3 separate regions of the Homo sapiens genome follow, and regions 2 and 3 are each linked to region 1. Evidence: chromatin contacts called from ENCODE Hi-C or POLR2A ChIA-PET data. All regions are on one chromosome and are shown on one strand. Each heading gives the region's core, a stretch centred on a gene start or an enhancer-like site at or near the end of the contact. The rest is flanking DNA. Distances are from core to core; before and after follow the strand shown.

Region 1 (2,870 bases), core at 267-2,766:
TAAAGCATATGACATATAAGAATACAGCCTCTTGGGCAGACACTGACATGTGCACTCGAGGCTGCCAACCCAGAACAAGATGAGTTAAGGGTCTATCAGTTCCCGACCATTTCCATTTGAGGCCCTGGACCCTACCAAACCCTCCATGATGGACAGATACCAGGAATGCCCAAGAGTGCATCGTGCTACACCCGGAGTGACACTGTACAGGAGCCATACAGGAGCTATAAGAAGTGCTGCTTCTTGGCCAACAGGCACATTGTGCTGGCATGAAATCTGTTAATTTGTGTTATTTATAGTTACTCTAGCCTCACTTTTTTTTTTTCCTTGTTTGTTTGTTTGGTTTTTTTTTTTGGAGGCATAAAAGGGAAGGGGGGAAGGCTTCAACTGTCTTATTTTACCAACATCAGAAGACTTAACTCTGACCCTTAGCCCAGATGGGCCCTACATTCACCAAGTCCCCCAAGGCCAGAGTCAAGGGCAGATGCCCTTCAGAGTTACAAAGGATATGAATAAGTGAATGGGCAAGAGCAGAACAGACAGAAAGCCAGTCCACAGGGACAGGCCCACAGAAAAGTCTGTCAAAGAAGCCGTCTAAAATTCGTACCAAGGCCTATTCAACTGGGAAGAGAAGATAAATTCTGGGAGTTTTAAATTTTTTTAATTTACCAGCTTCAGTTGTGTGATGGTTAATATTCAATGTCAACTTGATTGGACTGAAGGATATAAACTATTGTTCCTGGGTGTGTCTGTGAGGGTGCTGCCAAAGGAGATTAACATTTGAGTCAGTGGACTCGGAGAGGCAGACCCACCCTCAATCCGGGTGGGCACCATCTAATCAACTGCCATCGTGACCAGAATAAAAAGCAGGCAGAAGAACGTGGAGAGATTAGACTGGCTTAGCCTCCAAGCCTCCATCTTTCTCCCGTGCTGGACGCTTCCTGCCCTCAAACATCATACTCCAAGTTCTTCAGCTTTGGGACTCAGACTGGCTTCCTTGCTCCTTAGCTTGCAGATGGCCTACTGTGAGACCCCACCTTGTGATCGTGTGAGTTAATACTCCTTAATAAACTCTCCTTTAACATACATCTGTCCTATTAATTCTGTCCCTCTAGAGTACCCTAATACAAGATGACATTAGTTTCCTTTGAGAATATAACCAGGAAGGTACACAGCAGTAATTGGCAAAGAACGATTTTTTTTTCCTTTCAAAAGGGGGTGTTTCTCCCAAATTCCATCAGTAGAGACCACTGTAAACGAAGTGGACACCCATTTCTTTTCTAGGTAAGAGGAAGAGGGGAGGGTGGCTGGCATAGAAAGTCACATAAACAACAAATTAGGGGCAGAATCTTCCTATGAAGGCTATCTTAATGTATTACACATTCCTCCTTATTCAATATAAAAGAACATGTAGTGAAGGGAAGCATGCATGTAATGTACATGGCTGACCACTGCCCAGGAGAAAGCTGAAACGGCTTAGATTGGCACATGCTGCCCGGTGTGGCCCAGCCTGTCTCTAATCTCAGCCCTCCAGCCCCACCCACCACCAGCTGCTGGTCTTCTCACACCCTCTACAAATACCCTGGGCAGACAGCACTTGTCTCCTGTTCTTTAGTCAGGAAACCTCGTTACCTATCAAGACTCAAATCAAATGTTACTGCTTTTGAAATGGGTTCTCTGATATCATCAAAACAAGCATTTTCTGCTAAGTTATCACACTAGAGTTTTCCATGATTTGTACATTACTGCCTTACAAGCATGTCTCTGGCCCTCAAGTAAGAGCTCTTTGAGTGCAGAACCGTTTCTCATATGTCTTTTTATACCAATGCTAAATAGATGTGGGATGTAACCAGCCTATAGAGGATACTTGTTTTACTGCAAGAACTAACAAATTCATTTATTATTAATATCTCTGTTATGCACAGTGACACTGAGAAATACTTCACCCTCAAGGGCTAACTGCCCCAAACAAGGCATAAATCCATATGAGTCGGTAAGTTTTCCCAAATGAAGCAATTCAATTAAATAAAGTGCTAAGTAAATATACCACAAGGACTGATGGGTTTGTTTAAATAAATAAAATACCTCAGTAGGGTGAGAATAGAGTATTCTGAGCATAATATCACCAAGTACACTTAAAATTTACACACAGAATCACTTTTCTCTAAGAATAGTTCACAGAGCTGTTTCATTATCTTAACAAAGTCTGTAAATCTCAGAGGTTCTCAGGTCCAAGGACTCTCTCCCTCCTTCCACTTGCACCCCTGCATGGTTTTGCAGAGAACATTCTGAGAAACCGATCTTGAGAAGCATGAAAAGTCCTGAAAGGTTGAAAGGTCTTCTCTGGATTAGTAACATTAAAAACAACTAATGTGTGTGCTGCTTTAAAATGTTCAGAGTCCCACTTCTGTTCTGAGTTAACCCACAGAGCACTCCTATGTGTCAGGGCAGACACAACCACAATCCTTTGCTCACAGAAGAGGACACTGGGTCCAGAAGAATGAGCGTCACACCCAACCTCACCTCCTTACTAAGTATGTAATGAAGACTCCAAGCCTGATGGATCTTCAGTCATCTATGCTTTCTCAATACGACACGTAACTAAGGTCCTAAATTTTACAAAGAAAAAAAATTAAGAGGTGAGAGGGCGAAGTCAGCAGCAAAGATGAAAGTGAAAATTCTCTGCCTGACAACAAACCAGAGTGACTGGAGAGGGCAAGCCTGGGCCAGCACTGGTGTAGGGACCTTGGGGCAATCCCTCAGGGAAGGCCAGGCCTCGGCATCAGAGGAACACTTCAAGTTTCAGGAGACGATTCCCTTTCTGGGTATAACATCAGAGCAAAGGTATAGCTTCACCAGCCAGTAAAAAC
Region 2 (3,027 bases), core at 366-2,865, 140 kb after region 1:
AACAGCCAACCTGTGTATGTGCCACATGCCTTCACCATCTTTAAACCTCTTGTTCTCTGAGATGAGAAACTCCCTTGTTCCTTAAACAATTTTAGGTTGGGCTTTCTCGTACATACAAAATCTTCCCAGCTGTTTCAAGTTTGCCCTGAGGACCTCAGTAATTTTTTTTTTTTTTTGGCAATGTCTCCTTCTGTCACTCAGGCTGGAGTGCAATGGCACGATCTCGGCTCACTGCAACCTCCACCTCCCGGGTTCAAGCGATTCTCCTGCCTCAGCCTTCCGAGTAGCTGGGATTACAGGCGCGCACCACCATGCCCGGCTAATTTTTGTATTTTTAATAGAGACGAGGTTTCACCATGTTGACCAGGCTGGTCTCGAAGTCCTGGCCTCATGTGATTTGCCCACCTCGGCTTCCCAAAGTGCTGGGATTACAGGCCTGAGCCATTGCATCCGGTCCTCAATGACTTTTCTATGCACTGTTTGTTACCAGGTCTTTGTGGATGATGACACTATTTTCCAAATGAAGACACTGAAGCCTTAAGACAAAACTTTAAAAAAAAAGATCATAGATTGAAATGTGATAAAGGTGTCATTCATGAAATTAACAGAAATCATCAGCACTGTAAAAAAGCAGATGTCAAAAAGACAAAACCTAGTGAAAATACACTGGCACTCACATGCTCTTAGGAAAGTAAGCCTTCTAATTAGGACTGTGTGCCATTATCACTTCTATTTTGCAAAATTGTCCATTTTTATGTAAATGCTAGCCATTTTCAGTTTTACTCAGTAAAAAACTTAGATTTTGTAACTGCAAACTTCATACTCTGCAACTGATGTTTATTAATAGGACCAATGGATACAAATGTCATGTCATAACTTTATACTGTAATTAAGCATTGCTCCAAAGAGAATCACTTAGCAGACACTGAATAAATAAATTTTGTTATATTAAAAAAAAGCCACGCACTGTAGCTCAGCCTTGTAATCCCAGCAATTTGGGAGGCCTAGGTGGGAAGATAGCCTGAACCAAGGAGTTTATATATATATGTATTATATAACATATATAATACATATGTTATATATGTTATAACTGGGCAACACAGGGAAACGCCCATCTCTAAAAAAATTTTTAAAAATTAGTCAGGCATGGTGGCACAGGCTTGTAGTCCCAGCTACTCAGGAGGCTGAGGTGGGAGGATTGCTTGAACTTGGGAGGTTGAGGCTACAGTAAGCCATGATCATGCCATGGCACACTCCAGCCTGGGTGACAGAGCAAGACCTTGTATCAGAAAAAAAGAAAAATAAGGTAAACAAAACAAAAAAAATTAGATGGAGGAAGATAATCTCTGAAAGACTTAAACATTTAAGTATTATATAAGTATTAGACCACAAAAGTAAGCAATCCCAGCAGTGATTTATCTATGTCGAAATAATCTTACTCACAGCTGCAAAATCATGCAAGTGTTTTGGGTATTGCAGCAGAGACAGCTAATTGTACACCACGAGTCCTCTCATGTGATAGAACTGTAACCAGGAAGTCTCTGCCCAGCAAGAGACTGTATTTCCTAGTACCTCCCTACCTCCAAGTGGAGCCATGTGACTGATACTTGCAATCGGAATGATGTATCTCACTCCTGGCCAAGGCAGTTAAGAAATGGGTGTGTTTCTCCACATGTTCTCTTCCCCTGCCAGCCAGCTAGGTGTAAAGAACTTGAGGCCCTAGAGAATGAAGCCACCAGATGGAAAGGGCTGGGATTCCTGAATCACTTGTGATGGAGGGCTGACTACCAAGAAACATCTACATGGGACTGCTAAAGGAGTATAAAATAATCCCAGTGAAGTGGGAGCAGAAAAAAAAAAGTTAAAAAATAAAGACAAAAAACAGAAGAATAAAAACAATTTTAAAATTCCATTTTGTGAAGTCTCTGAAAACTACGCTAATATTAACATAGATACTAAGCTATTTTGAAGCACTGAAGCTCTACGTAGGCATCAGGAACATTTTGGGCCTTAGGAGAAAAAAGAGCAAGTTTCATGTTTACTGTTTTTTCCCTATTCCCATGCCGAGCCCAGCAGCAGGTAGTGAGTATGTGATGAATAATTGAATGGATGGTAAATAAACAAATTAACAGATGAATGGATGAGTGAATGGATGGATAAATTAGGAATTCACATAAAAATTGTCTTATTTCATTTTCTGTTGCTCTAAATGGAATATCACAGATGGGGTAATTTATTAAAAAGATGTTTATTTGGCTCATGGGTTCTGGAGGCTGGGAAGTCCAAGAGCATGGCACCAGCATCTGGTGAGGCTCATCCCATGGCCAAAGCCAGAGATGCAAGGCATCACATGGCAAGCAAGCACATGAAACAGAGTGGGGAATTGGGGTCGAACTTATCCTTGTATTAGGAGCCCACTCCCTCTAAAACTAAGCCACTCCCATAATAATAGCCTTAGTCCATTCAGAGGGCTGAGCCCTCATGGCCTAATTACCTCTTAAAGGCTCCACCTGTCGGCCAGGCACAGTGGCTCACGCCTGTAATCCCAGCACTTTGGGAGGCCGAGGCAGGTGGATCATAAGGTCAGGAGATCGAGACCATCCTGGCTAACACGGTGAAACCCCAACTCTACTAAAAATACAAAAAAATTAGCCGGACATGGTAGCAGGCACCTGTAGTCCCAGCTACTTGGGAGGCTGAGGCAAGAGAATGGCATGAACCTGGGAGGCAGAGCTTGCAGTGAGCTGAGATAGCACCACTGCACTCCAGCCTGGGAGACAGAGCAAGATTCTGTCTCAAAAAAAAAAAAAAAAAAAAAGCTCCACCTGTCAATGTGGTCACAATGGCAATGAAATTTCCTTTTTTTTTTTAAACAGTGTCTTGCTGTGTCACCCAGGCTGGAGTGCAGTGGTGCAATCTCGGCTCACTGCAACCTCCACCTCCCAGATTCAAACGATTCTCCTGTCTCAGCCTCCTGAGTAGCTGGGATTACAGGCGCACGCCATCATGCCTGGCTAATTTTTGTAT
Region 3 (2,700 bases), core at 201-2,700, 200 kb before region 1:
TATGCAGCTCCAAGGGGCAGCGCGTGAGAGAACTCCTGTAACACGCAGCTGTCACTCTGCTACAAGGCCACAGTTCCACAAGACACCGTTCCAAGCAGTATTATTTACATAGGCCGCACAAGAATCTTGCCCTCTGGAGTTGTGCAGAGGCAATACTGCTAACCTACCTCCACTTGGCTTTTAAAATCTTTAAAACATCCACATAGGTCTGATATTTGATGCCATTCCAGTTTCCCAAGAGGTGCTAAAGCAACATACCAAAGTCAGAAACTTCTAAGGAAGCAGAAGGAAAAACAGATCTCTCTGTCACAGGCACTTGCGCTGAGGCAACAGGCCTGGGTGTCACTTCTCTGACCACGTCCACAGCCAGAGAAATCAGCAAAGATCCAAAGCAAAACCCTTCTGCCTCAAAAACCGCATATAAGCCAAGAAGCGCGCCCAGGCCCCTCGGAGGCTGCCTTCAGTGCAGGGAGCCGGCCCTGGAAGCCTCCTGCGCCAGGCGCGGCTGCACATATGGGCCACTCCTTCTCCCGGACTTTCTGCAACTCCACGCGGCGCTAACCCTCTGGTTAACTCCGTCTCCTTCTTTTCCAGATGCGCCCAGGGGGACACCTAGGCGACTGCTGGGTCAAAAGCAAGCTTTAGGGATGGCGTCCACGAGACCCCAAACAGGTTTTTCCTCATTAAAAACCCTGGACTTCAAAGAGGTAAAGAAAAAAAAAAAAGCCCAAAGTCAGCAGATCGTAAAACGCATAAAACTCATATAACTCGACACCCCGAGTCCAAAGGGGCTGTTGCGGCAGGCTCCCCGGTGCCCACGTCACCAATCGCCTCTGAGAGCCTCGCACCCGGCGCTGGGCGAGACCGCAGGGCAGCGCGGGGCGCTCTCGATACCGAGGGGACGACGGGGCGGGGCCTTTCCGGCAGGAGAGGCTGCCCGGGAGGCGGCGGGACTCCGTGCGGGCGGCCACCCTACGCCGGGGAAGGGCCGCAGCGCCCCCGGTTCTCTCGGCCCCCCGGTGAGCGCTGTGGCTCGCAGCCCCGTCCCGGAACCCCGACCGCATCCCGGTCTCTAACCGCGGCCGGGCGGGCAGGCAGGAGGGAGCCCCGGCCCCGGTCTACTCTCGCCCCGCGCAAACACCTCCGCCTGACCCGCCCGCGAAGCCCCCTTCAGCGCCCTTTTCCCTGCCCCCAGTTCCACGTGGGCGCCAGGGACCCTGCGGCACGGCGCCGGGAGCCAGGGATCCCCAACTTTCGGCCGGAGTGTCCGGAGAGCCAGCCAGCCCGCCCGCTCGGCCGGGGACTCACGGCTCCATCTCGGCGCCCAGAGCCCTCGGCCCCGGCCCGCGCGTCCCGAGCCCGCCAGGCGCCGCGCAGCAGCCTCGGCAGCGGCAGCCGCAGCCGGAGCCGGAGCGACAGCGGCTGAGCAGCGGCCGGCCGCGGAAAACTCATCAGAGCGCGACGCCGAGATCACGTGCGCGGAAGCGACTCTCACGGCGGAAGAGGGCGCGGCGCGGTGGAAGCGGGGCCGCGGGCGCGCGGCGAGGGGGGTGGCCCTCCTTCGTGGCCCCGTGCCGGGGCGGAGCCCCACGGCCGGGAGCACCCAGGCTAGCCCTGAGCTGGGGCTCAAGACAGAAGGAATGAGTGAATGAATGACTTAGTTTACCTCTTGTCCCTAGGGCAGGTAAACAGCGCATTCATTCACTCCTACTTCCCGAGTGTCGGGGCGTAAGGATGGGCCTCGGGAGTCCACGAATGCCCTGCAGTTGTCTGGAAAACACTATGGGTGTCTGCATTTTTCTAGGGAGAGGAGCTATAGCTGTATATTCATTCCCTAAGGGTCTTGTGACCCCAAAAAAGGTTAAAAGCCAGGACAAACTTCTGCCACCCCGAATGATGACAGGAACCTTCCGGGCTCTTTCTGGTAGCTTCTCCCGCAAGCCGCTTCTAGACTGCAGCTAGACCAGTGGACCAAAAGCACTTTCCTGATTTCGCATCTTGGCTCAGTGTTCCCCATTTCTGTAATCAAGAATGGATGAGAACCAAGGTTTGGCTATTTCTGAGATTCTCTTTGGAGCATTACTCAAAATGTCCCGTGTTCCCGTGTGCTGTGGGTTTAAAGTCGGTCTGCATGAGTTAAATAAAGGACTTCCAAGCTTCCTTTGCAATGTATCCTCATTCATTCACTAAACTGTAAACAGGCTTACTATTGGCAGAAAAGTGTGGACATGAATAAGGAACAGTTCCTGCCCTCAGTGAAATTACAGGCAAAGAAAATTACCAACAGTAAGTTAGGTAGCCTTAGCTCAGGGTGCTACAGTGAGGAAGGGTGCCTAACTCGCCTTGGGGGAGTGGAGAAGGTAGGGGACAGAATGCAGAGTTTGGGCTGAATCTGGAGGGTGAGGTGGATATTAGGAAGAGGGGGGTTAAAAGGGGGAGATACCAAGCAAAGCACACCCTAAGCCAGGACACCAAGGAATAGTTACACAAAATCTCATTAGTGCTCTGAATCCTAAACCGCAACTCTTCAAGGAATAACAAAAGATTATTTCTTAAGTTCTTTTCATACATAAGCAGAGGGAAAGGGTTCTTCATAGCAACAAGACCGGAGAACAGAAACTGGGTACCTGCAGGGACAGACTGTTCACAGGGACGTGGGGCGCGGGAAGGGGTGAGTCGGAGGGAGTTCTATGAGCTAGA

Evidence for each region. A loop is a pair of places that touch in the nucleus more often than their neighbours do. ChIA-PET counts read pairs that join two places held with the same protein, here RNA polymerase II (POLR2A). Pooled maps may share reads with other maps.
Region 2: a loop to region 1 is called in a pooled map, with 3 times the contacts of the local background. The contact joins two enhancer-like sites. A Hi-C loop is called at or near these places in 3 of 168 maps with a recorded cell type or tissue (HepG2, IMR-90 and K562), 2 of 37 single-sample maps with no recorded cell type and 9 of 50 pooled maps. POLR2A ChIA-PET finds 5 or more read pairs at or near these places in 7 of 52 experiments (B cell, BJ, HEK293T and 4 more).
Region 3: a pooled map shows a loop between it and region 1 (2.9-fold over the local background). The contact joins the promoter of TMEM181 here to the enhancer-like site in region 1. A Hi-C loop is called at or near these places in 2 of 50 pooled maps. POLR2A ChIA-PET finds 5 or more read pairs at or near these places in 3 of 52 experiments (HCT116, OCI-LY7 and activated B cell).

The regions. Positions count from the first base shown.
Region 1 is chr6:158,357,582-158,360,451 of GRCh38, reverse strand. The region is part of intron 1 of TULP4 (TUB like protein 4); the gene reads right to left. Among named protein-coding and RNA genes, the nearest start is that of SNORA116, 36 kb to the right of the region's middle. RefSeq lists an enhancer at 2,525-2,774. Within about 2 kb of position 1,516, at least 6 of the 41 ENCODE cell types and tissues checked have a DNase peak (open chromatin) inside an H3K27ac peak, as active enhancers do.
Region 2 is chr6:158,217,944-158,220,970 of GRCh38, reverse strand. No RefSeq gene overlaps it. Among named protein-coding and RNA genes, the nearest start is that of GTF2H5, 51 kb to the right of the region's middle. Within about 2 kb of position 1,615, at least 3 of the 41 ENCODE cell types and tissues checked have a DNase peak (open chromatin) inside an H3K27ac peak, as active enhancers do.
Region 3 is chr6:158,558,841-158,561,540 of GRCh38, reverse strand. It overlaps TMEM181 (transmembrane protein 181), which reads right to left and starts at 1,450. Exons shown (of 17, transcript NM_001376852.1): 1 at 1,309-1,450. The coding sequence starts at 1,316. RefSeq lists an enhancer at 1-420 and a silencer at 840-1,759.